Linked DNA regions of Homo sapiens: region 2 is linked to region 1. A link is a loop called in an ENCODE intact Hi-C map of the cell type or tissue named here. Cell type or tissue: chondrocyte. All regions are shown on one strand. Links, peaks and the distances in the headings refer to the core of each region. The heading gives the core; the rest is flanking DNA. Region 1 holds the start of LOC107984835 (a long non-coding RNA gene). Region 2 overlaps SBK1 (SH3 domain binding kinase 1).

Evidence for each region. Peaks named below come from ENCODE experiments on the same cell type or tissue, not always from the same donor. Only the 100,000 strongest peaks of a DNase experiment are listed, where the experiment ranks them.
Region 2: a loop joins it to region 1, with 9 times the contacts of the local background. A loop is called at or near these places in 3 of 110 quality-filtered maps.

Annotation. Positions count from the first base shown.
Region 1 is chr16:28,609,685-28,623,180 of GRCh38, reverse strand. It overlaps LOC107984835 (a long non-coding RNA gene), which reads right to left and starts at 12,995. Exons shown (of 2, transcript XR_007065036.1): 1 at 10,548-12,995; 2 at 4,195-7,843. LOC124903674 (a long non-coding RNA gene) reads left to right here and starts at 8,650. Exons shown (of 2, transcript XR_007065047.1): 1 at 8,650-8,977; 2 at 9,213-12,481. It overlaps SULT1A1 (sulfotransferase family 1A member 1), which reads left to right and starts at 13,137. Exons shown (of 8, transcript NM_001055.4): 1 at 13,137-13,250. RefSeq lists enhancers at 7,341-7,915, 8,904-9,453, 9,454-10,004, 10,252-10,752. In chondrocyte, for the core only: a CTCF peak has its summit at 7,077 (motif pointing right); no DNase peak of the experiment used is centred there.
Region 2 is chr16:28,314,371-28,330,249 of GRCh38, reverse strand. SBK1 (SH3 domain binding kinase 1) reads right to left here. Exons shown (of 4, transcript NM_001024401.3): 2 at 12,633-12,865; 3 at 11,053-11,255; 4 at 6,401-10,174. The coding sequence starts at 12,858. The coding sequence ends at 9,329. Among named protein-coding and RNA genes, the nearest start is that of SBK1, 30 kb to the right of the region's middle. In chondrocyte, for the core only: CTCF peaks have their summits at 8,082, 8,311 (motif pointing left) and 12,735; DNase peaks (open chromatin) are centred at 9,299, 10,149, 11,978, 12,579 and 1 weaker place.

The DNA of each region.
Region 1 (13,496 bases), core at 3,736-11,735:
GTGCGACCAGGTGGTCGGTGCGCCCATCGCGGTCTCGGCCTTCTACGCCGGTGAGGGGCCGGGGGGGGAACCTGGGGGGTGGGACCAGTATTGGGGGACTGGAGGCAGGGACTTGGGGATCAAGCGGCTGGAGGGAGGGCGCTGCAGGAGCCTGGGGACCCGGGCAGGAGCCGGGGCTCTGAGACCGGAGCTGCTTCAGAGGCCTGAAGGGCCAGGGCAAAGGCTGGAGGCTGGGGTGTTTGATTGCGAGAAGTTGCAGGAGGCACTGGCTGGGGAGCCGAGAAATTGGGGAGCCAGAGGTACAGCAGGTCAGGAATTTAGAGGACTAGGGTCGGGGCTCAGACTCTGGGGTTGGGTGTAGGCCAAGGCTGGAGGTAGGCAGGGCTGCGGAGGTCTTTGCCCCCTGAAAAAGGCCCACGGGAAAATAAAGGAGATCCCAGTTCAAGGCCATAGCAGCTGCAATGACCGTGAACCAATCGTGGGACAGGGAAGGAACCGACCTGCTGTTCAGAAAATCCACGCCTGGGGCCCCGGGGCCAACACAGGAACAAAATGCAAGGGGACCCGTGACCCTGGGGGGCAGAGCAGGTGGAATCTGAGGTTGGGCCTGGATCTTCAGCAAATTCATGCCCAGGGGCCTAGTCCTGCTTTGGTAACAAGATTTTCCCCTGGGGTCTCACGGAAAACATCAAGGGACCTTGGATCCTTGCCATAGAGGACTATATACCTGTGAGGGTTCAGGGAACCCTCTCCTTAGAAAATCCGACCCGGGCCTGGGGTGTGGGGGACAGGGGCTTGACTGTGGAAACCTTCTCTACTGCGTACAATAAGAACAATGGAAATGTTACCTGAAAAATACCGGGGTTCATTCCCTTAACGAGTCACAAATGACTCCACCAAGAGGCGGGTTTTGATCAATGGGAGTTTTACTTGGCACAAGAAAGGAAGACACTGGGCATATTCTCCCAAGTAGTGTGTCCCCCAGAGAAAGAGACAGGAGGGTTTTATGGGGTGATGGAGAAAGGAGAGGGTGCATGATTGCATGTAGAGTAGGGGTCCCAGTGAGTCATGATGCTAGCGCATAGGTTGCATAGGTTATAGTCATGAAGCTATAGCTTCTCCCGGGGTGAAGACTTTAGCATGGTAATGAGGAGAGTTAACTTGGGTTCATCTGTAAGTAACCTGGGGTCATTTAGGAGCTGATTTAAACAAACAGGGTGACCTCATTCCACCCAGGGCTGGGGAAGAACAGGTTGAGGTCAGGAGGCTGTAAAACAGGCTGATCACTCAAGTTGGTTAAATTCTTGTAATCTTTGGAGATCCTCCATCTGCTCACAGGAGGGTCCCTGTGGCCTCTATCATCATTGCAATTTCTATAGCCTTGAAGGGGATGGGGTGGGTAACTGGGGAGAAAATCTCTATGGGTCTTAAGCCTGACGGGGTCAGTGGGTCAGGAGAACAGACAGCCGGGGAGCTAGGGCCTCCTGTTTTATCAGAAGGTCTGTGCCTGGTCCCGGCGTGTGATTTGCAGACTAGATTTGCAAACAGCTTCCTAGCAACTGTTAAAGAAGTCTTGTACAGCGGTGAAGGGGTAGGGGACCAGAATGCTATTTAATCCTCAAAAAACTAGTGAGATTGTTCTCTTTTTCTTTTCTTCTTCTTCTTCTTCTTCTTTTTTTTTTTTTTTTTTTTTTTTTTGAGACAGAGTCTTGTTTTATTGCCCAGCCTGGAGTGTGCAGTGGCCTGATCTCAGCTCATTGAAACCTCCATCTTCAGGTTCAAGCGATCCTCCTGCCTCAGCCTACCAAGTAGCTGGCATTACAGATGCACACCACCATGCCCGGCTAATTTTTGCATTTTTAATGGAGACAAAGTTTCACCATGTTTGCCAGGGTCGTCTCGAACTCCTGAACTCAAGTAATCTGCCCATCATGGCCTCCCAAAGTGCTGGGATCACAGACGTGAGCCCTCGCACCTGAGATTGTTCTTATTACTCTCATGTTACAAATGAGGAAACAACTAGTGAAATTAGTGAAATTGTTCTCTTTTTCTTTTCTTTTTTTTTTTGGGAGACAGAGTCTCGCTTTATCATCCTGGCTGGAATGTGCATTGGCCCGATCTCAGCTCACTGCAACCTCCACTTTCTGGGTTCAAGTGATCCTTCTGCCTCAGCTTCTCGAGAAGCTGGGATTACAGGCATGCGCCACCACACCCAGCTAATTTTGTATTTTTAGTAGAGACGGGGTTTCTCCGTGTTGGTCAGGCTGGTCTCGAACTCCTGACCTCAGGTGATCCGCTCGCCTCAACTTCCCAAAGTGCTGGGATTACAGGCATGAGCCACCGTGCCCAGCCCACTAGCTTTTTTTAAAAGATAGAAATTAAAATTTCAAAATGTCCAAATGTTCAACTTTTCACAAAATGTTTGGAAGGTAGAGAAAAGTAACCAATAGACCCACTATTGTAACTGGATTGTTTTTGTGAATTGTTATAGTTTTTGAAAAAATAATTGTTCTGCTATAACTTTTATATTCTGCTATTCTCACATCATATTTATCATTCCTTTAAAATTTTCTAGTTTTAGAGTGGAGACTATGTTCTTTTTTTTTTTTTTTTTTTTGAGACAGGGTCTTGCTATGTTGTCCAGACTGGAGTGCAGTGGCATGATCACAGCTCACTGTAGCCTCCACCTCCCAGGCTCAAGCAATCCTCCCACCTCAGCCTCCTGAGTAACTATGACTACAGACACACCACCACACCTGGCTAATTTTTGTATTTTTTATAGAGATGAGGTTTTGCCCTGTTGCCCAGGCTGGTCTCTTAACTCCTGGACTCAAGCAATCTGCCTGCCTCGGCCTCCCAAAGTGCTGGGATTACAGGCTTGAGCCACGGCACCTGTCTATGTTCTCTTTTCACTGTAGGATCAGAGGGTCATATTGATGGATGATAGTGATGGTTACTTTGCATTTTGGAATGGTAAACTTAAACATGAACTGTTATACAGTACTCTACTGAATCTTTTAAAATTCTTTTGGTGTTTTTGCAAATAGGTATGAGCATTCTCCAGGGAAAGGATGACATATTTTTGGACCTGAAACAGAAATTCTGGAACACCTATATGGTAAGACAGGCGTTTGAAAATGTTATCAGTATCTTTTTGTGTGTGTATATACACACACACACACACACAATATACAATACAATATATATACATATACAATCAGTAACTTTTTGTGTATATATGTGTATATGTATATATATGTACATAGATCCACAAAAATATATACTTTCTGTGTACATATTTATAAAGATTTAAAATGTTTTAATTGACACATATATGTATGTATTTTCAGAATACATGTGATGATTTGATACATTTGTATAATCATATCAGGATTCTTTGTGTGTGTGTGTGTGTCTATATATATATATGTATATATATATTTTTTAATAAAATTTTTTTTGAGACAGGGTCTCATTCTGTCACCCAGGCTGGAATGCAGTGGCATGGTCATGGCTCACTGCAGCCTGGACCTCCTGAGCTCAAGCGATCCTCCCACCTCATCCTTCTGAGTAGCTGAGACTACAGGCATGTGCCACCACACCCAGCTAATTATTTTTAAATTTTTTGATAGAGACAGAGTCTCACTATGTAGCACAGGCTGGCCTCAAACTCCTGTGCTCCAGTTATTCTCCCACCTCAACATTAAGTACATTTTTATTAAACTATTCCTAAATTAGAGCTCCAGTTTGGTTGGCAGAAGGGTCCAATATTTTGACAGAGAAATCTTAAAGTTATTTTGATAGATGTATGAGGAGAGGCTTTAAGAGTGTCTATACTTCTCATGAATTGGAAAGAAATACTTTCTCTGGGCCGGGCACGGTGGCTCACGCCTCTAATCCCAACACCTGGGAGGCTGAGGCAGGCAGATCACTTGATGTCAGGAGTTTGAAACCAGCCTGGCCAATATGGTGAAACCCTGTCTCTACTAAAAATACAAAAATTAGCTGGGCACGGTGGTGTATGTCTGTAATCCCAGCTACTCAGTAGGCTGAGGCAGGAGAATCACTTGAATCTGAAGACAGGTTGCAGTGAGCCAAGATCTCACCACTGCACTCCAGCCTGGGCAACAGAGCAAGACTCCATCTCAAAAAGAAAAAAAGAAATGAAATAATATCTCTGAATTTTAGTCCATGTTCTCAATGATTTCTGACTTTATTATATTAACTCTTATTAATGATCAGAATTTATTTTGTAAATTTTGCAGCCAAAGGGACAATTTATTTTGTAAATTTGGGATTCTATTTGCAAAATAAGGATGGTAGACTGTGAGTGGCTTAATGGAATCATTCCCACATTCAGAGCCAATGTTTTCAGGTGAGCATTCTGCGGAGTCCTGGTGAAAAGAACTTTAACATCACAAAGGTATTGATAGTGAAGGAGAAGGTTTCCAAGGGTTACTCCAAGGTTCAAAACAAATCAGCGGTTTTACTGTTTGCTCGGCACAAATATATATAGTCCAGTCCAGTGCAAAATTTAGGCCGGGCACGGTGGCTCACGCCTGTAATCCCAACACTTTGGGAGGTGGAGGCGGGTGGATCACAAGGTCGGGAGATCGAGACCATCCTGGCTAACATGGTGAAACCCTGTCTCCACTAAAAATAAAAAAATTAGCAGGGCATGGTGGTACGAGCCTGTAGTTCCAGCTACTTGGGAGGCTGAGGCAGGAGAATCACTTGAACCCGGAAGGCGGAGGTTGCACTAAGCCGATATCACGCCACTGCACTCCAGCCTGGGCGACAGAGCGAGACTCTGTCTCAAAAAAAAAAAAAAAAAAAAAAAAGAGCGGGAAGTAGCCGGCTCACACTTGTAATCCCAGCATTTTGGGAGGCTGAGGCAAGAGGATCGGTAGAGCTCAGCAGTTTCAGACCAGCCTGCGCAACACAGTGAGACCCCATCTCTACAAAAATAAAATAAATTAGCTGGGCATAGTGGCAAGCGTCTGTTGTCCCAGCTGCTCAGGAAGCTGAGATGGGAGGATTGCAAGCCTGGGAGGTCAAGGCTGCAATAAGCTGTGATTGCACCGCTGCACACCAGCCTGAGTGACAGAGTGAGGCCCTGGTTCAAAAAAAAAAAAAAAGAGCAGGAAGTAGAATTGGGAAAGAAAGAAGCTTCAGGCAGGGATTTGTAAATGAACAAAACCGCAGGAATATTTGCATACTGTTTTAAAAAACAGTGGTTACAATGAGTGAGTCTCATCTACCCTCAGGAAAAGAAAGAGGGTATACCAGCAGTCTAAAGCCCAGCCCATTTGGAGATTTTTTGGGAAGATTTCTTGTGATAAGAAATTGTCGGCCGGGCACGACAACTCACACCTGTAATCCCAGCACTTTGGCAGGCGGATCACTAGGTCAAGAGATTGAGACCATCCTGGCCAACTTGGTGAAACCCCGTCACTACTAAAAATACAAAAATTAGCCAGGCATGGTGGCGGGTGCCTGTAATCCCAGCTACTCAGGAGACTGAGGCAGGACAATTGCTGGAACCCGGGAGGCGGAGGTTGCAGTGAGCTGAGATCGTGCCACTGCACTCCAGCCTGGCAACAGAGGGAGACTCCGTCACAAAAAGAAAAAAAAAAAGAAAAGAAAAGAAACTGTCTTCCAGGTGCTGTCCTAGGTGTTAGTGGAAGATACCCAAAAAACCATATAAAACAGAGATTCTGTCCTAAAGGGACTTAGAGTCTAGTGGGATAGATAGATAAATAGACAAGTCATTAACTAGAGTTCGATGAGAAATGCTCTCAGAGCCCATGGGTACTCAGCACAGCGAGGAGGTGTGGGAGTGGGGATCAAGGAAGTCTTGCTGGGGCCAGGCACCAGTGGCTCATGCCTGTAATGCTAGCACTTTGGGAGGCCAAGGTGGGTAGATTGCTTGAGCTCAGGAATTTGAGACCAGCCTGGGCAATATGACGATGAAACCTCATCTCCACAAATACAAAAATGAGCTGGTCATGGTGGCTCACACCTGTAGTCCCAGCTACTCAGGAGGCTGAGGTGGGAGGATCTCCTGAGCCCAGGAGGTCAAGACTGCAGTAAGCTATGATTGTACCACTGCACTCCAGCCTGGGTAACACAGCGAGACCCTGTCTCAAAATAAAAAATAAAAAATAAAAAAAAAGATCTGGAGTTAGGCACATACTGGGGGACAGGTCATTCCAGGGGCAGAAGAGCTGAGTAGAGTTGACAATGTGTAAAGCACCACGGTATGCCCAGAGGGGAGAAACCACAGGCAGTTTGGTGTTCACAGAGTATTTGTTGAGCAACTTGGAATGAGTTTGGATCCTGGAGACTGTTGAACACCCGGAGCTGAGGATCTTGCACTTCACGGTTAGGTAATTGCAGCAGAGGAAACCAGAGTGGGGGGTTATTGTAGCCAAGTTCACATAAGAAATAATGAAGTACGTCGGGTGTGGTGGCTCATGCCTGTAATCCTAACACTTTGGGAGGGTGAGGCGAGAGGATCCCTTGAGGTTAGGAGTTCGAGACCAGCTTGGGCAACATAGCAAGACCCTGTCTGTATTTAAAAAAATAAAACTGGCCTGGCATGGTGGCTCACACCTGTAATCTCACCACTTTGAGAGGCCGAGGTGAGCAGATCACTTGAGGTCAGGAGTTCGAGACCAGCCAGACCAAAATGGTGAAACCCAGTCTCTACTAAAAATACAAAAAATTAGCCAGGCATGGTGGCGCACGCCTGTAATCCCAGCTACTCAAGAGGCTGAGTCAGGAGAATTGTGGGCGGCAAGCCACCCAGGCACCGAGGCAAGAGACAGAGGACACGATCTGTTCCAGTATAATAAAATATAAAACAAGAATAGTTATACCAGATATAGATCTTAGATATGATTATATATGAATATCATTAATCATTAGTTTGTAGCAATTACTTTTTCTTCCAATATTATAATAACCCTCGCTCAATAATCATAGCCTAGGAAAAACCAGGCCATACACAGATAGGAGCTGAAGGGACATAGTGAGGTGTGACCGGAAGACAGGAGTGCGAGCCTTCTGTTATGCCTGGACAGGGCCACCAGAGGGCTCCTTGGTCTAGCGGTGACACCAGCATCTGGGAAGATGCCCGTTACCAGGCGGATCGTGGTCCAGCGTCTCCCTGTGATGCTGTGCTTCAGTGGTCACACTCCTAGTCCACCTTCATGTTTCATCCTGTACACCTGACTCTGCCTTCTAGATAGCAGTGGTAAATTAGTGAAAATACTAATAGTCCCTGATATGCAGAAATAATGGCATAAGCTGTCTTTCTCTTTGTCTCCTCTCCCTCTCTGCCTCGGCTGCCAGGCAGGGAAGGGCCCCCTGTCCAGTGGACACGTGACCCACGTGACCTTACCTATCATTGGAGGTGACTCACATTCTTTACCCTGACCCTTCAGCCTTGTATCCAATAAATAACAGCGCAGCCCGACGTTCGGGGCCACTACCAGTCTCTGCATATTGGTGGTAGTGGTCACCCGGGCCCAACTGCCTGTGTTGCCCAGGCTTCCTGTGTTGGCCGTGCTGTCACCAAGGTCACAGCATCCTGAGAACATGGTTTTCTCCTTGACTAACAAGGCCTCGGGGTCTGTCTCGGGGTTGGCCTTCCACCGGGTCAGCGGGATGATCCGGCGCAAGCTCACGGTGTGTCTCCTGGTGGTAGAGGGGCTTGTGTCAACCTGTGGCCGGGTGGGGATGCTCCTTCCCAGCTGGTAGGCTGCCCCCAGGCTCCATGCCCTGCCCTGGCCTGGACACTCACGCTTTGCCTTCTTCATCAATGTCATCTACCTCATACCTGTGGACAAAAGGAGGAAAATGCAGGATGCAGCCAGGGGCACAGTCCCTGTAGGGGAGTGTGGAGGACAGGGGCAGGGCAAGGACCCGGTGCTCCCTGCACAGCCGGCCCCGCCCACAGCACGCTCTGTGGAGTTTTTCTCCTGCTGTGCAGATGAGAAGCAGAGTGGCAGCCCAGGCAGGTGCAGTGACCAGAGAGCAGCCCTGGGGCTGTTGGAGGAGCCCCTGGGAGCCTCCATCTCCCGAGTGAGCCCAGCAGGACTGTGACCCGTTCGGCCAGGTGTCCTACAGGGGCTGCTGGGCTCAGCTACAGATGGGCGAGACCGCAGCATAGTGGGCGCCCAGCGGGAAGAACCAGGGAGGGACAAAGTGAGTTTGCAGGTGGTGGAGAGGCTCTCTTCTTGATGTCGGTGCTGAACCAGAAGTGTGTTTAAGGAGAATTTCCTAAAATTCAAAGAGTTCCACGGGAGTCGCGGCTAGGCCGGGGCGCTTCTTCAGCATCTACCTGCTCTACGGCCTGAACCCCCGTCATCAGGGCCACGTTTATATGGGGTTCACTGTCAGCCCTGCTTGTCAGGTCCAGCAGCACAATGGGGGCCACACAAAAGGCAGGGCCCAGGCCTGGCGCGGTGGCTCAAGCCTGTAAACCCAACACATTGGGAGGCCAAAGCGGTTGGATCACTTGAGGTCAGGAGTTCGAGACCAGCCTGACCAACATGGTGAAACCCCGTCTGTAATAGAAATACAAAAATTAGTCGGGCATGGTGGCACGTGCCTGTAATTACAGCTACTCAAAAGGCTGAGGCGGGAGAATTGCTTGAAAGATGGGGCAGGGGGCAGCGGCAGAGGTTGCAGTGAGCCAAATCGGGCCATTGCACTCCTGGTGAGACCGGAAGGGTCTCTGTGCCAGGAGGAAGGCTTCCTGGAGGAGGCGGACCCCGCTGGGCACAAGCCTGATGAGAGGGAAGGGCATGCCTGTGACATGGGTGGGGAGTCCAGGGTGGGGACGGGACTGTCACAGAGGAGGAGCATGACGGGGAGACAGTGCCCTGGGAATCTTGGCGGTGGAACTCCGGGGAGGAGCTGGCTGGGGCGGAGGTGATGATCCAGGATGCGGGCCAGCGTAGGGGTCTTGGTGGGCATGCTGGGGTCGGATGGAGCGCAGGAGAGAGAAGAGGGGGGACAGGTGGGTACCTGGGCTGGAGGCGCGGCCTGAGGTGGGCAGGTGCAGGGGGCGTGACTTCATTTAGGGGCAGGGCCTGGGGCTAGGCTGAAGCCGGCAGTGAGGACCCCGCTCTCGGGTGGAATTGGAGGGGACCCGCGGTTGGGCGCGGCAGGGCTCACAGGGACACCCCCGTTCTCCTCCCCAGGGAGAAAGTGCTCGTCGTGCACGGCTTCCCGCCCGCCGTGGCAACCCTTCGGGTAAGGAAGGAGACCAGGCGGCGGCAGGCGGGCAAGGGCTTGGGGTCCGCCCCCCTGCCTGGAGCCGCCCTAACTCCTCCGTATCCTGCCGCTGTTGGAGTGGGCCTGGAACCCCCTCCATAGGCGCGCCTCCTACTCCCGCTGCACCCCGACCTCCGCCGGGACCTCTATGCGCCGCGCCGCACGGGCGATGGCCTTCGGGCCTCCCCGGCCCCAGGGCACCGCGCAGGTCCCTTTGCTGGCACCAAGCCCGAGCCTGAGCCGGACCCGGGGCCCAAGAGGCCTGTGCGCCCTGCGAGCCCTTGAGCTCCAGGGGAGGTCCGCCCCAGGCAGGGCGGCTCATCCCCCAGACCACTTCGGATCCAGCTGTTTGTTGAGGAGCCAGGAAACGCCCTGACACTTTTGCGGCCCTGTCCCCGTCTCTAAGATGGGGATGATAGTATTTCTGGCCATTCCTGAGCACAGCAGGACCTGCCTTTTCCCTTTGACTGGAAGGTTCTTCTCTACACCTATCTTGATAACCTGCCACCTCCACAGGGAGGTCTTCTCTATCTCCCGATTTAAAATTGCAGCTCTGAGAAGCCGGGCATGGTGGCATATGCCTGTAGTCCCAGCTACGGGGGGAGGCTGAGGTGGGAGGATCGCTTGGTCCCAGGAGTTGGAGGCTGCAGTGAGCTCTGATCGCTCCACTGCACTATAGCCTGGGCAAAAGAGCAAGAAACTGTCTCTAAAAATATAAAATAAAATTGCACCTCTTGTGTACTTCCCCGTCTGCTTCTTTACCTGAATACTTACTATCTCACCGGCTAGGTGCTTTATGACTCTCGTTAGTCTCTCCCACCCCAACCTTTGCACTACATTGCCCGAGGGCAGCTCTTGTCACTGCTGTAGAACAAAGTCCTGCACAGAGACGATAGCCAAGAAATAGTTAATAAAATAATGGAAAACGGGTGCCTTCTACTGAGCACCCGCTAATAGTGAGTGAGTAGAGGACTTGCCCTGGGGACATTCAGTGACCTGCTGGGTGTTGCTGAGCTGTGAGGAAGTTCAGGTCTGGCTGCAGTGGTGAGGCTGTGACTCAATCAATCACTGCTGATGCTCCCAGGACCTGCACCAGCTTAGTCCCAGGGGCAAGGATTTTAAACCCCCACCTCCATTTCCTCATCTGTAAGATGCAAATAACAGTCACCTCTGCCTCACGGGATGGAGCTGTGTAATGCCCGGAACAGTGCCTGCTGCATAGAGGGGTTGCTGCCAGCTGCCTCTCCCTCCTTGTCTCTTACCTGCCTGCTGCCTGGGACAGGATGAAGCGGGGCCCTTGTGTTGCCCCAACCCTGGCTGTTGGCTAAGAGCCCACGTGATCTGCCTGTGAGAGGAGTTCCTTCCGGAAGAACCAGGGCAGCTTCTGCCCCTAGAGGGCCAATGCCCTAGCTGAGTGCAGTCCCCCGGCCCCAGCCTGGTCCAGCTTTGGGAAGAGGGTGCCCAGTTGTGCAATCCAGGCCGGGGCAGCCGTGTCCTGATCTTGGTATTCAGGGCTGAGCCTGGAGGGGGCTTGTGATGCCTGACTCTGTCTCTCTCTCTGGCCCCATGCCTTGGTAGCTGTGAGGCGTCACTGCTTTGGGTGACCTGATCTGGCTGTGATGGATGAGCACGGGGGAAATAGTGGAAGACTCGGAATTAGAAGACGTGAGTGGGCTTTGGCCCCAGCCTCCCTACCCCACTCCCTGTCCTGGGCTGCCTGTGACCAACCTTGTTTCTGCAGGCACACTGGATAGCCCTGCTGGAGCTCAGTGTCCCTAATCCCCTCCAGATACTGGTGGCCTAGGGGAGGTCATCAAAGACCGGTGGGACATCGACCTCAGCCCGTTTCCACGCTTTTTTTTGTTTTGTTTTGTTTTTTTGAGACCGAGTTTCACTCTTGTTGCCCAGGCTGGAGTGCAATGGCGTGATCTTGGCTCACCGCAACCTCCGCCTCCCGGGTTCAAGCGATTCTCCTGCCTCAGCCTCCCAAGTAGCTGGGATTACAGGCGTGTGCCACCAGGCTTGACTAATTTTCTATTTTTAGTAGAGACAAGGTTTCTCCATGTTGGTCAGGCTGGTCTCAAACTCCCGACTTCAGGTGGTCTGCCTGCCTCGGCCTCCCAAAGTGCTGGGATTACAGGAGTGAGCCACCGTGCCAGGCCTTCTCCAGGCTCTTGGCACCTTAGCCAGAAACAATTTAAGGACAAGTGCAAAAGTCATGAATGTAGGCAGATTTCCTGCAGAGTAAAGGGACTCACTGAAGAAGAGGAACGTGGGGGTCCTCAAGAGAGTGTCTCATGCCCTACAAGGTGTGGGGCTGACCTTTATGGGCTTCTTCAACTAAAGAGGGGTATATTCATGAAGAGTCCAGGAAAAGGTAAAGATTTCTCAAGACCGTGGTGCCACAATTTACACCCAAATACAGGTGTTCCTGGAGCCGTCTTGGCACTGGTGGGTGTACGGTTTCATATGTTACTGATCATACAATGAGATCCTAGGTGAAACCTACATCAAATACAGCGCCATGTTGTGTCTGGTTGGTCGTAGCCAGCTTGGTCCTCATCCTATTTTTCAGGGACTTATTGGCCCTTAGCGCATGCAGCTATTTCAAGTTTCCTTCTTCTCCTCATGTGAAACTGCTGCCTGGGATTTTGTATTCACTTGCTACCACTCTATTAATCTCACATTCTCGCCTCTTTTCTGTGTCACCCCGTGTGGGTCCGACAGGTTGTTACTAGAGTGCAATACAAAGTCTTAGTCAAGGGAACCTCCTGAGGGTTGCTGAGGGCAGGGGTGGAGCTAGTAGCCTGAGGACCTGCCAGTCACGGGGATTCCTCATGGGCACAGAGGAGGGAGGAGGGGTCCATGGCCCTAGCATATGAGAAGCCTCTCCTCTGCCTGGAATTCCCATGCCTCAGCTTCCCCCACACTCCCACCTGTCCGCTTGCCTCTGAACTCACGCATTTCTTGGAAGTCTTGGGAGATTCACCTTTACTCAGATGGTTGTTTACCTGTCTCGTGCACAGCTTGACCTTGGACTTTAAAGTGAGGATAAAGAACGAGGAGGATGGGGGGATGCCCCCCTTCCACGGGGCCCTGTGGCTTCCAAACCTCGGCCTCCTCTGGTCTCTTGTCTGTGGAGCCTCCTTCAAACCCAGGGAAATAAAACCACCTGCCACGGGTTGTGGTTCTTCTAGGATCTTCTATCAATGTTCTCTGAGGTCCCCAGGAGCCATGAAGCTGGGGCTGACTCCCAGGGCAATGGGACTGCAGTGTCCTTGTTCTTTCTTGTTCTATGCATCCATGCTCTGCTCCACCCCTGCCCCTTCACTCTGCCCACACACATCCCTCTAGACTGGCCTTGTGGTCAGAGCCTGGAGTGCATGGGCTGCTGGGGGCCTGTGGGCTGCACTGGGCCAGAACCCCTGGCACCTTCAAGACTGGCCTGGAGCCAGCAGGTAGGTGACCTTTCCAGGGCCTGCCTATCCCAGCTTTCTCCTCCAATCCCTCCCCTCTCTTGCCTGGGTCAATTAGAGAGAGCTTGTCTGTTGGCTGCCTGGCAGGGTGGAGTTCAGGGGCAGGTCAGGAGCCCAGTGACAGCTCGGAAAAAAAAAAAAAAAAAAAAAAAAAACAGAAAAAAAAAACCTACAAAAACAAACCCACCATTGGGCCTTTCCCCTTTCATTCTTCTGTTTTCTACACAGCAAACTCAGTCGTGGCTTTGGAGATCACTTTAAGCTTGTCTCCAGCTGGCACACTAAGGAGGGTAATGGAGAAGCTCCCCCACCCCCAACCCCACCCCTTCCTTCCGGAAGCAAATCTAAGTCCAGCCCCGGCTCCAGATCCCTCCCACAGTGGACCTAGGAAACCCTCAGCTCAGAGAACAACCCTGCATTCCCCACACAACACCCACAATCAGCCACTGCGGGCGAGGAGGGCACGAGGCCAGGTTCCCAAGAGCTCAGGTGAGTGACACAGTGGAACGGCCCAGGGCGCCCTCACCCTGCTCAGCTTGTGGCTCTAACATTCCAGAAGCTGAGGCCTCTGGCATCCCTGCCCTTTCCCCATGGATATCCCATTTCAGACAACCCTGGCCTGCGTGAATCCCCCTCCCTTCCCTTGTTTGTTTGTTTTTTTCCCCGGGGAGGCCAGGTCTTGCTGTCACCCAGGCTGGAGTGCTGTGGGATCCTGGCCACTGCAGCCTTGAATTC
Region 2 (15,879 bases), core at 4,899-12,898, 290 kb after region 1:
AATAGCAGACGTCCGCTACATCTCATTACTCTTAGCATCTTGTGGTCCTTATTACAATTGTAATGAACTATCACTCCAAATCCTCTACCTTCTACAATCACCTCCCATTTTCCTTTTTTTAAAAAAAGTATCATTATTATTTTTTGTCTCTGTCAAAAAAAAAATAATTGTTATTATATTGTCGCCCAGGCTGGAGTGCAGTGGCGCGATCTTGGCTCACTACAACCTCCGCCTCCCGGGTTCAAGCGATTTTCCTGTCTCAGCCTCCTGAGTAGCTGGGATTACAGGCAGCCACCACTGTGCCCGGCTAATGTTTGTAGTTTTAGTACATGTTAGCCAGGCTGGTCTCAAACCCCTGACCTCAAGTGATCCACCCAGCTCGGCCTCCCAAAGTGCTGGGATGACAGGCATGAGCCAACGTGTTCAGCTAATTTTTGTATTTTTAGCAGAGATGGGGTTTTGACATGTTGGCCAGGCTGGTCTTGAATTCCTGACCTCAGGTGATCCGCCCCCCTGGGCCTCCCAAAGTGCTAGGATTACAGGTGTGAGCCACGGTGCCCGGCCCCATTTTCCTTTAACATCAACATTGAATGACTTGAGCCCACATACTAAGAAAAATCAAGGCTTGGCGTGGTGGCTCATGCCTGTAATCCCAGCACTCTACAAGGCTGTAGTGGGAGGATGGCTTGAGGCCAGGAGTTTGAGACTAGTCTGGGCAACATAGCAAGACCCTGTCCCTACAAAATAGAAATGAAGACATTAGCCAGGCCTGGTGGTGTGTGCCTGTAGTCCCAGCTGTCTGAAAGGCTGAGGCAGGAGTGTCAGAGGCATTTGAACCTGAGCGACTCTATCTTGAATAGGGGCTGGGTAAAATAAGGCTAAGACCTGCTTGGCTGCATTCCCAGGAGGTTAAGGCATTCTAAGTCACAGGATGAGACAGGAGGTTGGCACAAGATACAGGTCATAAAGACCTTGCTGATAGAACAGTTTGTAGGCCAGGCATGGTGGCTCACCCCTGTAATCCAAGCACTTTGGGAGGCTGAGGCGGGCAGATCACCTGAGGTCAGGAGTTCGAGACCAGCCTGACAAACATGGAGAAACCCGTCTCTACTACAAAAATATAAAATTAGCCGGGCATGGTGGCACATGCCTGTAATTCCAGCTACTCAAGAGGCTGAGGCAGGAGAATCGCTTGAACCCAAGAGGTGGAGGTTGCGGTGAGCTGAGATTGCGCCATTGCACTCCAACCTGGGCAACAAGAGTGAAACTCTGTCTCAAAGAAAAAAAAACAAAGGGCCAGGTGCGGTGGTTCATGCCTGTAATCCCAGCACTTTGAGAGGCCGAGGCAGGTGGATCACGAGGTCAGGAGTTCAAGACCGGCCTGGCCAATATGGTGAAACCCCGTCTCTACTAAAAATACAAAAATTAGCTGGGTGTGGTGACGTGCACCTGTAGTCCCAGATACTCGGGAGGCTGAGGCAGAAGAATTGCTTGAATGTGGGAGTTGGAGGTTGCAGTGAGCCAAGATCATGCCACTGCACTCCAGCCTGGATGACAGAGTGAGACTCCATCTCAAAAAATAATAATAAAAATAAAAAATAAATAAATTAATAAATTAACAATAAAAAATGTTCAAAAAGGAAAACCAGGCCCCCTCCACAATGTCTCTGAGGCATCCCAAGATGGGGCTCCCCATCTCCTGAGTCCACCATGCTCAGCCCACTTCCTGGCTGTCCTTCTCTGCTCTTGGCCTCTGGAGCCATTGTCCCCTTTCTTCGCCTCCAAATCAAAACCTCTGTTTTTGTCCATTGCACCAAATCTCCACTAACCCAAGGCTGGGTGAGGAACAGTCTCCTCCCCTCAGCTGCCAGTAATTACCTCTAAATTACTTTTCTTACACCCACATTTCCACCCTAAACCAGACACTAGATGGGTGTATAGATGTTGACATTTCAGAGAGAGAGATGCTGTTTGGTGACTCTCGCATGGTGACGTGACCGTAAGTTGAGTAGTCATCTATGGCTCTGTGTGAAGGGTGTCATGGGGTCTGCGATCACTCCTTCCACTAGCCCTTGCTTTGGCCCGCTTAGCTGTGACTGCTGAGGAGTTGGGAAAATTTGCATAGGCCTCAAGGAGTGTCTTGGGAAAAAAGGAATCAAGGCTACAACTCTCTTTCCTTCTGAAGTTTAATTTATTTTATTATATTATTTTATTTTATTTATTTTAATTTTTTGAGATGGAGCTTTGCTCTATCACCCAGGCTGGAATGCAATGGTGTGATCTCGGCTCACTGCAACCTCCACCTCCTGGGTTCAAGTGATTCTCCTGCTTCAGCCTCCCCAGTAGCTGGGATTACAGGTGCCTGCCACTATGCCCTGCTAATTTTGTAGTTTTAGTAGAGATGGGGTTTCACCATGTTGGCCAGGCTGGTCTCAAACTCCTGACCTCAAGTGATCTACCCCCCTCAGCTTCCTGAAGTGCTGGGATTATGGGTGTGAGCCACTGCACCCGGACTTGAAGTTTAATGTTTTTTTTTATTTTTTATTTTTTATTTTTGAGACGGAGTTTCACTCTTGTTGCCCAGGCTGGAGTGCAATGGTGCAATCTCAGCTCACCACGATCTCTGCCTCCCAGGTTCAAGGGATTCTCTTGTCCCAGCCTCCGGAGTAGCTGGGATTACAGGCATGCACCACCATGCTGGGCTAATTTTGTATTTTTATTAGAGATGAGATTTCACCATGTTGGCCAGGCTGCTCTTGAACTCCTGACCTCAAGTGATCTGCCCGCCTCGGCCTCCTGAAGTGCTGGGATGACAGGCATGAGCCACCGCACCTGGCCGGAAGTTTAATGTTATTGGAACCTTTTTGATAGACTGATTAGTCTGGATGGAAGACTATGGACAGGGTACCAGCACCCTCAAGAAGGAATGTGCCATGATCAGGGGAGGCGACCAAGGCTAAATTAAAGGATAGAAGGGGCTACAGGGACAGGGCTAGTTCTCTTGCAGCGTGTGGGTGAGATTAGAAGCCCTTCCAGTCAAGCCATGGGCACGGCAGGGCAAAAGCTTTGTAGCCTGGAGGATGCCTGATATTGCCCAAGTGAATTCAGCAGTGACATGAGTGAATGGCGGAGACAGAAGCCATGGCTGCCGAAAGCCTGGGCCCCCTAGTGGCAAGTCCCGCCACTCTGTGGCTAAGTGGGGGATCTGAAGAGGTGATGTTTGTCCACCAAGCTGGGGAACCAGTGATGCTCTTTTGCTTTGTAGATTTCTCCTCTATCCCCTAACAATCCATTAAAGTGGATGACACCCTTATCATGGCAGAGAAGCGGCAGACATTTTGAAATGACAGAGCTTTTCTTTAACATATACCAAATCAAATAGTTGGGTAGCAGTCCTTTCTGCCCCGGTAGGGCTTTTTGCTGTTCTTTTTGCCCTCCCTCTCTTTTTCTTTCTGCCCCCACCCCATCATTTCATATATAATTATGTAACTTATAGAATGTCTGTTTTGCTCTTTAGAACAGCAGTCACCATGCTTTTTGGCACCAGGGACTGGTTTTGTGGAAGACCATTTTTTCACGGACCAGGGGTGGGGTGGGGTGGGGTGAAGCGAAGATGGGGATGGAGGGATGGTTTCAGGATGATTCAAGCACGTTACATTTATTGCACACTGTATTTCTTTCTTTTTCTTTCTTTTTTTCTGAGATGGAGTTTCGCTCTTGTAGCCTAGGCCGGAGTGCAATGGCACGATCTTGGCTCACCGCAACCTCTGCCTCCTTGGGTTCAAGCAATTCTTCTGTCTCAGCCTCCTGAGTATCTGGGACTACAGGCTCATGCCACCATGCCTGGCTAATTTTTGTATTTTTAGTAGAGATAGGGTTTAGTAGAGGTGCCTGTAATCCCAGCTACTCGGGAGGCTGAGGCAGGAGAATGGTTTGAACCCGGAGGCGGAGGTTGCAGTGAGCCGAGATCGCACCACTGCACTCCAGCCCGGGTGACAGAGTGAGACTCCATCTCAAAAAAAAAAAAGACTGGGCACGGTGGTTCAAGCCTGTAATCCCAGCACTTTGGGAGGCTGAGGCGGGTGGATCACTTGAGGTCAGGAGTTCAAGACCAGCCTGGCCAACATGGTGAAACCTCATCTTTACTAAAAATACAAAAAAATTAGCCGGGCATTGTGGCATGTGCCTGTAATCCCAGCTACTCAGGAGGTTGAGGCAGGAGAATTGCTTGAACCTGGGAGGTGGAGGAGGTTGGAGGTTGCAGTAAGCCAAGATTGCGCCACTGTACTCTATCCTGGGCAACAGAGCAAGACTCCATCTCAAAAAAAAAAAAAAAAAAGAAAAAAAGAAAAGAAAGAAAAAGAAAAAAGGAAAAAAAGAGTATGTCTCAGGGTATGTGATAGGGATTGTGTGTCTTGTTTATTGCTGTTTCCTTGGCCCCGAAAATAGTAGCAGGCATGCATTCATTAGTCTGACAAGTTGTTACGGAGTTCCCATCACCGTACCAGGCCCTGTCCCAGGCGTGGGGGCTGGAGGGAAGTAGCAGTTTGCCAAACACTGCCTCTGCTCTTATGGAACTTCCATTCTAGGGGGGAGAGATGGGTAACAAACAAATACATGGTCCTGCAGGTGGTGACGAGTGCTCAGTGTGCAGTGAAGCAGGCTAAGGAGGGCTTCTCTCCACCTAGACGGCTCAGGAAGTTTGCTCTGACCCTGAAGGAAGGGCGGGAGGGATCCCTGGGAGAGTACAAGGCAAAGTTTAAGGCTTCCAGGTGAGCACATGCTTGGCAGGCAGTACAGGGGATGGTAGGGATGAGGCTGGAATGTGCTGGGCTTGAAACTTGACCTTGACATAGGCTCTAGGCCTCTTGTGACCTCTCAGAGCTCGTGGGACCTTGGAGACCACTCTAAGGACTTCAGCTTTGATTTTTGGGTGGAATAGGAAGCCATTGTAGGGTTCTGAACATAGTGACAGATCTTATCAAAAGGATCTGTCTGGCCGGGCATAGTGGCTCATACCTGTAGTTCTAGCACTTTGGGAGGCCAAAGCAGGAGGATCACTTGAGTCCAGGAGTTGGAGATCAGCCTGGGCAACATAGTGAGACCCTGTCTCTACAAAAAGTAACAATAAAAATAAAATAGCCCAGAGCAATGGCATGTGCCTGTAGTCCTAGCTACTTGGGAAGCTGAGGTGGGAGGACTGTTTGAGCCCAGGAGATCGAGGCTGCAAGTAAGCTATGATTATGTCATTGTACTCCAGCCTGGCCAACAGAGCGAGACCCCAACTCTTGGGAAAAAAAAAAAAAAAGAAGAACCTGCAGAGGCTCAGAAGAGGCTCCTGCCTTAGGCCAGGGAGGGAGGCCATGTCCAGGGGCAGCAATGCAGGCAATGGGCAGTTGCTGCCTTGGGATGTGCCTGTATTTGAAGGCAGAGCCAACAGAACTGCTCTGTTGACATGAGTAGGTAATTAGCAAATATTTGTTTGAATGAGTGTTGAATCATGAAACTCCCTACAGTCCACTGAAGCTCCCCCTCCTTCAGAACATCCGCCTTGACTGTTGCTGGAGTCTACACCCACAACCGGCCCTTTCAGCTTTCTCCTGTCCCCTGCTCTGGCCCCATCGTCAGGGAGCGTCTGTGGGCTCCTCCAAACTCGATGGGTCTCCCAGTTCCATGCTCTCACTGAGCTCAGCCTGCTGTTTGGGCAATGTCTGCCTTCATCATTAGATCACCAGCTGCCTAAGGGCAGGGGCCCTGTCTGTCCTGCTCAGTGCTGTGTCCCCAGCCCCTAGGAGGAATCCTGGTACACAAAAGGTGCTCAGTAAAAAGGTGCTGAGTGGTGAACTGGTCTGCCTCTGGGCTTTTGCTTCTTTTCTGGCCAGGCTGAAGGGCTACAAGCTGAACTCCAGGCAAGGGACAACTGCCTACCCCTTGTCCCAGAATCTGGGTCCTGTTCCCCTCATGCTCAAGTTCTGAGAGGTCACAGGAGGCCTAGAGCCTATGTCAAGGTCAAGTTTTCTTTTTTTTTTTGAGATGGAACTTTGCTCTTGTTGTCCAGGCTGGAGTACAATGGCGCGATCTCAGCTCACTACAACCTCCACCTACCGGGTTCAAGCGATTCTTCTGCCTCAGCCTCCCAAGTAGCTGGGAGTACAGGCGTGCGCCATCGCGCCCAGCTAATTTTATATTTTTAGTAGAGATGGGGGTTTCACCATGTTGGCCAGGCTAGTCTTGAACTCCTGACCTCAGGTGATCCGCCCGCCTCGGCCTCCCAAAGTGCTGGGATTATAGATGTGAGCCGCTCCGCCCAGCCCAAGTTTTCAGTTTCTAGAGTACCTGTGTGCCCCCACCCCCACCGCCCTCTCCACCCCAAACTTGAGAAAAGACAGCCACCCAGTGGTCATTTTTCTAAACTTTTGTTTATTTTTATAGCAATCGTCATGTTTAGAGAAGTAAATAACACATTTAAAAACCTTCTCAGGGCCAAAGGATGCCAGAGTATTTACAAACACATGGAGGAAGGGCGGCAAGACATGAGGGGCTGGGGCTCTGGGGCTAGGACTCTACCCAGGACCCCGCCCCAGGCCCTGAGCCAAGCATGGACGCTGATGTCAGCCACCAGGACTGTCCCACTGGCCACAGTGTGGGCTCAGGGAACATTCTGGCAGCCGTGGGGTTCTGTTCAGTGGGCCTGGTGGAGACCCTCTAGCCGACCTGTGGCCCCGCCTCCCATCCAGGGGGCTTCCCGTGCCCCACAGGCCAGCTCAGAGGGGTCTCTGGGAAGCACCGAAGGACAGGGGGCAGTGTGGGGGACACAGGGTCTGGGACAGAGACACGCACACACATACACACATACACACATACACACTGTACCTTCACAGAAGAATCGCAACAAGGGAGATTTTTTGTGTGATTTTTTTTTTTTTGTCTTCTAAGTCTTCATGTCTACAGTGTTATTTTTTGCTATTATTTTTTGTTTCTTCGACAGTGACATAAACTGAGGTAAACATCTGTGACCAACACCTCTCCTAAGGGGCAAAGGGTCCCAGCCCGACCAGCAGAGGAGGTGGCAGCACCAGGGCCCCAACCTGGTGTTCCGGTTCTGCTCTGGGGTCAGGCTGGAGGCTGGCCCTCTGGGTGCCTCTGGGAATGAGGGGGCTGGGCTACATAACTATGGTCCCCTCCCAACTCTAACATACTAGATACTACAACGGCTGGGGAAACTCCCGAACAGGATCTTAACAGAGAGAGGGAGAGAGAGAAAGAGAGGAGAGAGAGAGAGAGAGAGAGAGAGAGAGAGAGAGAGAGAGAGAGAGAGGGAGAGAGAGAGCGCGCGCGAGAGAGAGAGCGAGCACGGCAAGGGACGTCTACTGTGGAATCTCGATTCCTAGTTATTGCAGGAGAGATCAGGATGTCGCGAGGCCTAAGGCAAAAGGAGAAGTCGCGGCTGGGAGAGGCAGCCCCGATGGGCTCCAGGTGGGCCGGGGGCAGTGACCAGGGCCTTCTCTGAGACCTGGTCCTTGGAGGGAGTGGGGGTTTGCTACTTACCTGGCATGTGGAGGGCCCATACCCACTGGGGAGGTGGAGTCTGGAGAGGAGTGGGCACAGCAGGGAGAGTGGGGCCAGGCCCTGGGGCCACCCCACACTGTTTGTAAACTGGACCCGGGCAGGGCAGGGGACCTATAGCCCTTTTTCAAGGTGGGAATGAGTGGGGAGTGGAGAGGTTGGGGCACCAGCCAGAAAGTGCTCGGAGTTCACTCTGGCCGGCCTGGCCCATCAAAGAGCCCCTCAAATGGCCCAGAACCCCAGGAGGGACCCTGGCAGGGGACCCTGACAGGGACAGCCTCACCCATGTGGTGCTTATTGCGGGGGTCCCGGGCCTCCACAGAGAGGGGCAGGGGGTCAGGCGGGGCTGCTGTTGTCTCTGTTTTGCTACCTGGGGGCCTGAACCAACCTGCAGGGGCCTCCTTGCCGGATTTCCTGAGGGCTGTGGTGCAAGGCAGGCCTGGGCGCCCTGGGACAGCTGCCTGGGAGGACCAGGGTGTGGTGGGGGGGCCGCTGGTGAGGGGTCTGGACGCACAGTCACTGAACGCAAAGGATGGCACCCATGCGTCTGCACCCTACACATGTGCACACACACCTAGTCACACACTCGCCCCCTGGTGTCCACCGCCCCCATTCTCACACCCACACATGCAGGTCCTACGCCCTGCACACTCCAGCGCCAGAAAAGTGGGAGACGTGAGGATGGGGTCTTGGAGGTTGGCATGTTTGACCCCAAGAAACCCAGGAGAAATTTCCAGCACGAACCAGCTCGCCACCTGCTGGAAGCCCAGGCTACTACGTCTAGGCTGTGTGGCAAGGGCTGGGAGGACCCGGCAGAGGTCCCTGGGCCTGGGACAGTGCGGCTGGCAGGGGGAGCTGGGACCTGCTCTCGGCTCCACACTAACTCCCCTGCCCTAAGGATGGGGGCAGCTGAGACCCCTGCCCTGTGAGCCCTTCTATCCCCACAAGTTGTCAGGACAATCCCTTGTGGTTAGGGGGAGGGGCGGGGAGAGAGCTCTATTTCTCAGCCAGTGCCAAGCTACCCTCCCTCCTGGGCTGTGATTTCATTTGTGCAATGGGGGTGTGCAGGAGTCACTAGCTTCTCGGGGCCTGTCCCGCACATACACGCACTTATGCGACATCCAGACATTTGCTACATTTTCCAAGGGCTTGGCCTCTCCCCTCCAGCCTCCAGAAGGGAGGGCAGGACACAGCTGCCCTTCGCTCACTGCCCTGATCCCAGCCTGTGCCCAGGGGCCTTAAGCCCCCTCTCTGCCCAACACTTCAGTCCCTTTCTGTACCCAGGGTGGGGAGGGGGCAGAATGGGATGGCGAGGAGGAGGGGATCTGGGGTGGGACCGCAGGATGATCTGCCAGGGGGTATGGAAGGCCAGGAGCAACGAGTCCGGGTTCCAGGGCTCAGGGAGGCGTCTGGGAGTGTGGCCCGAAAGCTCCCTTGCTCCTGGCGTGTGTGTGTGTGTGTGTGTGTGTGTGTGTGTGTGTGTGTGTGTGTGTGTGTGTGTTGTGTGGTGGCCTCCGAATTCTCGGGTCTGTGCGGCTTGGCTCCTCTGGGCCAAGCCCCCGCTCACCAGGCCGCGCTAGGGGTCTTTGGTGGCCCCCTCACCAGCCCGCCGGGGACGGACCAGGTGCCGGGCCGCGTCCTGCCTAGTCTACCGCTGCGCCCCCTGCCCCGCGGCGAGGTGGCTCCATTCCCTACCGCCGCACCGGGCACCGGCTCGGGGCGGGCCCGGGCTGCTCCCGGGTCCGAGGGCGGCGGAGGCGACTCAGACGCAGATCTCGATGGCCGTGGCCAGCACCACCTGCCCTTTGCTCTTGTCCGCGCGGCCGTCGGTCCGGCCGGGGGGCCCCTGGGGAGCTAGGCCGGGCTCGGGCACAGGCACCGGCACGGGCACTGGCACCGGCACCGGCACGGGCAAGGGCACCGACCCGACGGCGGGGGGCGCGGGCCGGGAGCCGCTGCCGCTCTCGGTCAGCACCGTCCGCTTGAGCGGCCCAGGCGCCTCGAGGCGCAGTGGCCCGGCGGCGGGCGGGCGGTCCCCGGGGGGCTTGCGCGCGCGGTGCGAGGGCCGGCGGCGCAGCTCGGACGTGAGCTCGTGCTTGAGGAAGCGGAACACCTCCTTGGCTGGGCCGCGGCGCTCGGGCTCCAGGGCCAGTAAGCGCTGGAACATGCGCAGCGCGGGCTCGGTGAAGCGGCGCCACTGCGAAGGCAGCCCCGGCAGGCGGCCCCGCTGCCAGCGCACGAACTCCTCGAAGAAGGCGTCGGCGCCCGACGCCGCCTCCCACGGGAAGTTGCCGGTGAGCACGCAGAAGATGAGCACGCCGAAGGCCCACACGTCCACGCCCGTGTCCACCGCCAGCCCGTCGGCGCGGCCCGCCTGGCACACCTCAGGCGCCGTGTAAGGGATGGTGCCGCTCACGCGCTTGACGCGGCAGCCCACGCGGCGCGTCATGCCGAAGTCGGCCAGCTTTACGCGGCGGCACTCGCGGTCGAACAGCAGCACGTTCTCGGGCTTGATGTCGCGGTGCACCAGCTGCCGCCCGTGCATGAAGTCCAGCGCCAGGCCCAGCTGCTGCACACAGCGCTTCACCGTGTCCTCAGGGAGCCCCACCTGCGGGCGGCCGGGGGAAGCCGCGCTGTTTCCAGCTCTCCAGCGCCCGCCCCGCCGCCCTCCCCTCCAGCTCCCTCTCTAGCAAGGCGGTTTTCGCCTCCCACCCTGTCCCCAGTAACTGGGGCGACCGCGCAGACGCGGCCCGGATGCTGCTGAGCGCCCTTTCCCCCGCTGTCTCATCCAATCCTCATAGTGGCTACCATGCCTGCTTCTCCTATGGGGACATCGGGGCTCCAGGAGGGACACGCGGCTCTCCAGGAGGTTGATGAGGGGGTCCGCGGCGCCCTCCACCTGCTGTCATTTTGCCCTGCCTGCTAGATACTTATCTCGTCGGTCTTCCCCAACTAGAACGGGGCTCCCTGAGCTTCCCGTCCTGTTCCCTGCTGTGTCCGTGCATCTGTGTCTCCAGATTCTGGCATGTAGTAGGTGCTCAGCAAAGAAGGAGGACCTGCTCCGAAGGTCTCATCACTCAGCCAGCAAGTGGCAGAGCAGATTTAAAGCTAGTGCCTGGAACCCTCCCCCACCGTCCCGGTTCCAGGGTCGCTTCCTCTGAGGGCCCCTTCCCAGGTGGATCTGACACCTCTCCTCTTGTGTAGCCCCAGGGGAGGGCCCAGTGACTTCATCCCATCATTCTCACTGTCTCCTTTTAGGCACTCATCTCCATCTGTTATTATCTGGCCCGCTGTGGAGTGTCAGTTTCCCACTAGAACAGGGACTTTTGTCTTCCTTACTGCACATCCCCACCTCCCCAAATGGTAACTGACATACAGCAGGCACCCAGTAAATACTTGTTAATTAAATGGTCTGACTCCACTCCCACTCTCACACTCTGGGACCCTGAAGACCCTTTCCCCACCCTATGCCACCATCCCGAGTACCTGGGGAGGGATGATGTCAAACAGGTCCCCAGCAGGTGCGTACTCCTGGGCAAAGACGTAGCAGTCCTCTGTCTCAAAGACCACGTCAAAGACCTTGATGATGAAGGGGCTGGAGGAGAGGCTGTTGGTGATGCTCACCTCCCGTAGGAAGTTCTTCAGCTTGGTTTTGCTCTTGTTCACAAACTTCAGTGCCATTTTTGTGCCTGATGGGAGCAACAGCAACAGGGTTGAAGCCCCCTCTCCCAGTGCCTCCGCACTGGATGCACCCATGCCTGTCTCTGGACCCTGGTGCAACAGGGTCCCCAGCAGGCATGACTGTCCTCATCTCACGGATGGGAACAGACCCAGAGAGAGGAAAGGACTTGCCCAAGGCCATGCAGGCAGGGTCAACCTGAGCCTTCTACACCCACTCTGCAGCTCTCCAAGAGGAGGGGGCGAGGGGGCCTGTGATGCCCTCCACCTCTCTCATTTTGTCCTGCCCGCCATATGCTTATTTATCTTGTCAGCCTACCCCATCTAGAACGGGTCTCCCTAAGCTTCCTGTCTTGCTAAATGGATGAATGAATAAGAAATGAGACACTGCAAGGCATGTGTCCACAACTCTGTGCCTGGGCAAGCATCTGTGCCCATCTGGTACATAGCTGGGTGGAGCACACATGTGTGTCCACGGAGCATTTACACATCGCAGGCCCTGCCTTCAGCACTGCACATTCACAACTCACACTTCATTATGATTGTATGGGTTGTGCACTAATGTTACCCTATTTTACAGAGAAGGACTCTGAAGCACAGAGAGGTGAAGTCACTTGCTCAAGGTCACACAGCAAGCAAGTAACAAAGCTCAGGTGACCCCATGTTAGGTGCTCCTCCTGCTGCCCTCAGTTAGCACAAAGCCCCTGGACCCAAGCGCGTGCAGCTGTGGGAGCTCACACAGCCCCAGCCCCTGGCTGGCTGGGTGGCACGGCTGTGACCTACAGTGTGGGGGAGGTATCAAGCTCAGTGACTAAGCGACAAGGCTCTGGAGATGACTCCTGGGGTCTCGTTTTGGTTCACAGCCTCTGTAGCTGCAGGGCATTGGCTATGTGGCTGAATTGGCCTAGGTCTCCCTGTCCTCACCTGAGAGATGGTGATTGCAATATTGACCTCACAGGTCCTTCCACCACCCATTAAGTGTGGCACCCTGTTCCTGAGGAACCACCCTCACTCTCCATCCACCTTCCTGGGGCCAGACATCCCTGAGACGCTGGTGATACTCAGACACAGCCGGCAGCCCTGCCCTCCCCAGACACTCCTGGCACAGCCCCTTGGCTGTCTCAAAGTCACCCCAGATGGCCCCACAGCAGCCCATCCTGTACCCTGGCCACTCTGCCCCGGATTCCTCCCTTGCCCCATCTGCCCAGTCTCTTTCCCCCTGGGCTGCCTCAGGCCTCATCCTCTACATCTGGCCCCTGACCCTGCCTCCTGGCTTCCACAGAGCACCAGAGAGCCCCGGCCCAGCTGCAAGGTCATGTCCCCCAACCCTGACCTCCCAGCCCTGCCCCACCCCAACCTCTCAGCCCTGCCACCCTGCACTTGTTCACCTGTGCCCTTGTAGACCACCAGGTCAACCTTCCCATAGGTGCCTTTGCCCAGCTCCCGGACTAGTTCGTAGTGCTTGGTGACGTCGCTGGCGGCCAGTGTGCGGAGAGTCAGGGCCTGCATGTCTTCAGTGAGAAGGGGCACACCGGCACCAGGCCCAGGGGCAGTCCCCGGCCCACAGCAGGTCAGGGAGCGGGGCGGCTCAGGCTCTGGGCAGCCCACGCTCATCTTCTCCCTGTTGGGTAGGGGTGGTGAGCATGAAGTGTGACATCAGGCAAGGGTCCCCTCCTCCAGCCCCTCTGCCCTCCCCAGAACCCAGAAAACTTGAGGATGGGCCCGGATGCCAGGCCCAAGATAACCACAAGGGGGCGACAAGCATCTTGGTCGCGTCGCCTTCCCCAAAGCCTCAGGGGCCAGGCCTGAGTCAGCTCCCCGAAGACCAGTCACTGCCAGACCCTGCGCTTGGTGGCACCAGCCCCTCTGCCTCATGCTGCCACCCACACACAGTGTCAGGCAAGGCCCCTGTTTATGTCACACAGACACAGCCAGATACCGAGTTCACACGGGTACTCCCATTCAGAAGCGTTGGTTTTATTTGGATTGTAGAGAGGGGGGTCCCACTATGTGGCCCAGGCTGGTCTCGAAATCCTGGATTCAAGTGATCCCTCTGCCTGGCCCTCCCAAAGTGCTGGGATTACAGGCATGAGCTACTGCACCCGGCTTGTTGTTATTTTTATTTCTGAGACAGGGTCTTGCTCTGTCACCCAGGCTGGAGTGCAGTGGCGCAATCACAGCTCACTGCAGCCTCGACCTCCCAGGCTTAAGCTATCCTCCCATCTCAGCCTCCTGAGTAGATTGGATTACAGGCATGTGCCACCACACCTGGCTAATTTTTATTTATTTATTTTAATTTTTAGTTCTGGGGTACATGTGCAGGATGTGCAGGCTTGTTACATAGGTAAACGTGTGCCATGGTAGTTTGCTGCACCTATCATGCCTAATTTTTAATTTTTTTTTTGTAGAGTTGGCATCTCTTTATGTTGCCCAGGCTGGTCTAGAACTCCTGGCCTCAAGTGATCCTTCCACCTCAGCCTCCCAAAGCACTAGGATTACCAGCATGAGCCACTGTGCCCAGCTTATTCACAAGTACTGACGAAGCACCTGCTGTTCCCCAGGGCTCTCCAAAGCCTGGAGGACACAGCATGGAACAAACACCTAGGATTCCCTGCCACCATGGGGCTTACACCCCAGGGGGAGAAGGGCAGTAGACACAGTGATCACATCAGTTGTATATTACGATCGAAAGTGGTATGGCTGTCCATAAGGTAGGGGGTGGGGAAGAGGTCTGAGGGCCATGATTGCATCATCACATACCTTGGCCACGTGGTCTCAGGCCAAACTGGCAGGATGGTATAGATGTGGCCACACCATCCCACCATACACATGGCCACACATCAGCACAGCCTGGCAGTGCCTCCCCCACTGCAGACGACCTCACCACCCGACTAATGAACACTGCGCCTGGCCAACCTGACTTTTTCAAAAATTGTATTTAGGCTGGGCATGGTGGCTCACAACTGTAATCCCAGCACTTTGGGAGGCTGAGTGGGCGGATCACTTGAGGTCAGGAGTTCGAGACCAGACTGGTCAATGTGGCGGAACCCTGTCTCTACTAAAAATACAAAAATTAGTTGGGCATGGTGATGCACGCCTGTAATCCCAGCTACTTGGGAGGCTGAGGTAGGAGAACTTCTTGAACCCTGGAGGTGGAGGCTGCAGTGAGCAGAGATCGTGCCACTGCATTCCAGCCTGGGCGACAGAACAAGACTCCGTCTCAAAAAAAAAACTGTATTTGTATTGAGACAGGGTCTTGCTCTGTTGCCCAGGCTGAAGGGCAGTAGGATGATCATAGCTCACTGCAGCCTCGAACTCCTGGGCTCAAGGGATCCTCCTGCCTCAGCCTCCTGAGTAGCTGGGACTGCAAGCATGCGCCACCACATCTGGCTGATGTTTAAATTTTTTGGAGAGATGGGGTCTTGCTATGTTTTCCAGGCTGGTCTCGAACTCCTGAGATCAAGCGATCCTTCCACCTTAGCCTCCCAAAGTGCTGGGACTACAGCGTGAGCCACCACTTGGGCTAAGACCTGACTTGTCATGTGGGTGACAGTGAACTAACTCTCCATCCGTGGCCTTCATTTCTTTATTTCCCCTTATCTCATGTCATTTTTCTAGTTTTATTGAGGTATATTTGGTGTTCAAAAAACTACACATATTTGAAGTGTACAGTGTGATGATTCTGACATATGTATACATCCCTGCCGTCGAGACCACGAACACATCCATTACCCCAAAGTTTCCTTTTGCCCCTTTCTAAAACCCCATCCCCCCAACCCCGGTCTTCCAGGCAACCACTCTGGGCATTCATTTCTCATCTGTAAATGGAGAGAGGTAGACTATGGGGGATGAGCCTTTCCCAGGCGCAGGCACACATGAGTATGTATCTGTGTGTGCACTGGCAAGAGAGGCCAGGGCTGCCTCCTTTAGAAGCTGCCACCAGCCTCCAGCCCCTGAGCACTGCTTCCGGGTGCAGCCTCCCTCTACCCTCCCTGCACTCCCTTCTCCCTTTTTTCCCTTTTTTTTGAGACGGAGTTTCTCTCTTGTCACCTGGGCTGGAGTGCAGTGGTGTGATCTTGGCTTTTTGCAACCTCCGCCTCTTGGGTTCAAACAATTCTCCCACCTCAGCCTCCCAAGTAGCTGGGATTACAGGTGTGCGCCACCATATCTGGCTAATTTTTGCATGTTTAGTAGAGATGGGGTTTCACCATGTTGGCCAGGCTGATCTCGAACTCTTGACCTCAGGTGATCCATCGCCTGGGCTTCCCAAAGTGCTGGGATTACAGGCGTGAGCCACCGCACCTGGCCCCTTCTCCCTCTAATCCCAGACATGTCACTCCAGTGTCCCTAGCCTGCTCCTAAGCACCCCTGCACCCTGAAGAACAATGACCACAGCTCCCTCTGGGAGAAGGCACAGATGTAGAGCCAGACAGCCTGGGTCTGAGTCCCAACTCTGTCACTTGCTAGCTGGATGTCCTTGGGCAAGTTACTTCCTCTCTCTGTGCCTCAGTTTCCTCATCTATACAAAGGATATAATAATAGTGCGTTGGGCCACTCAAGGTAGCTCACGTCTGTGATCCCAGCAATCTGGGAGGCCAAGGTGAGAGGATTGCTTGAGGCCAGGAGTGTGAGACC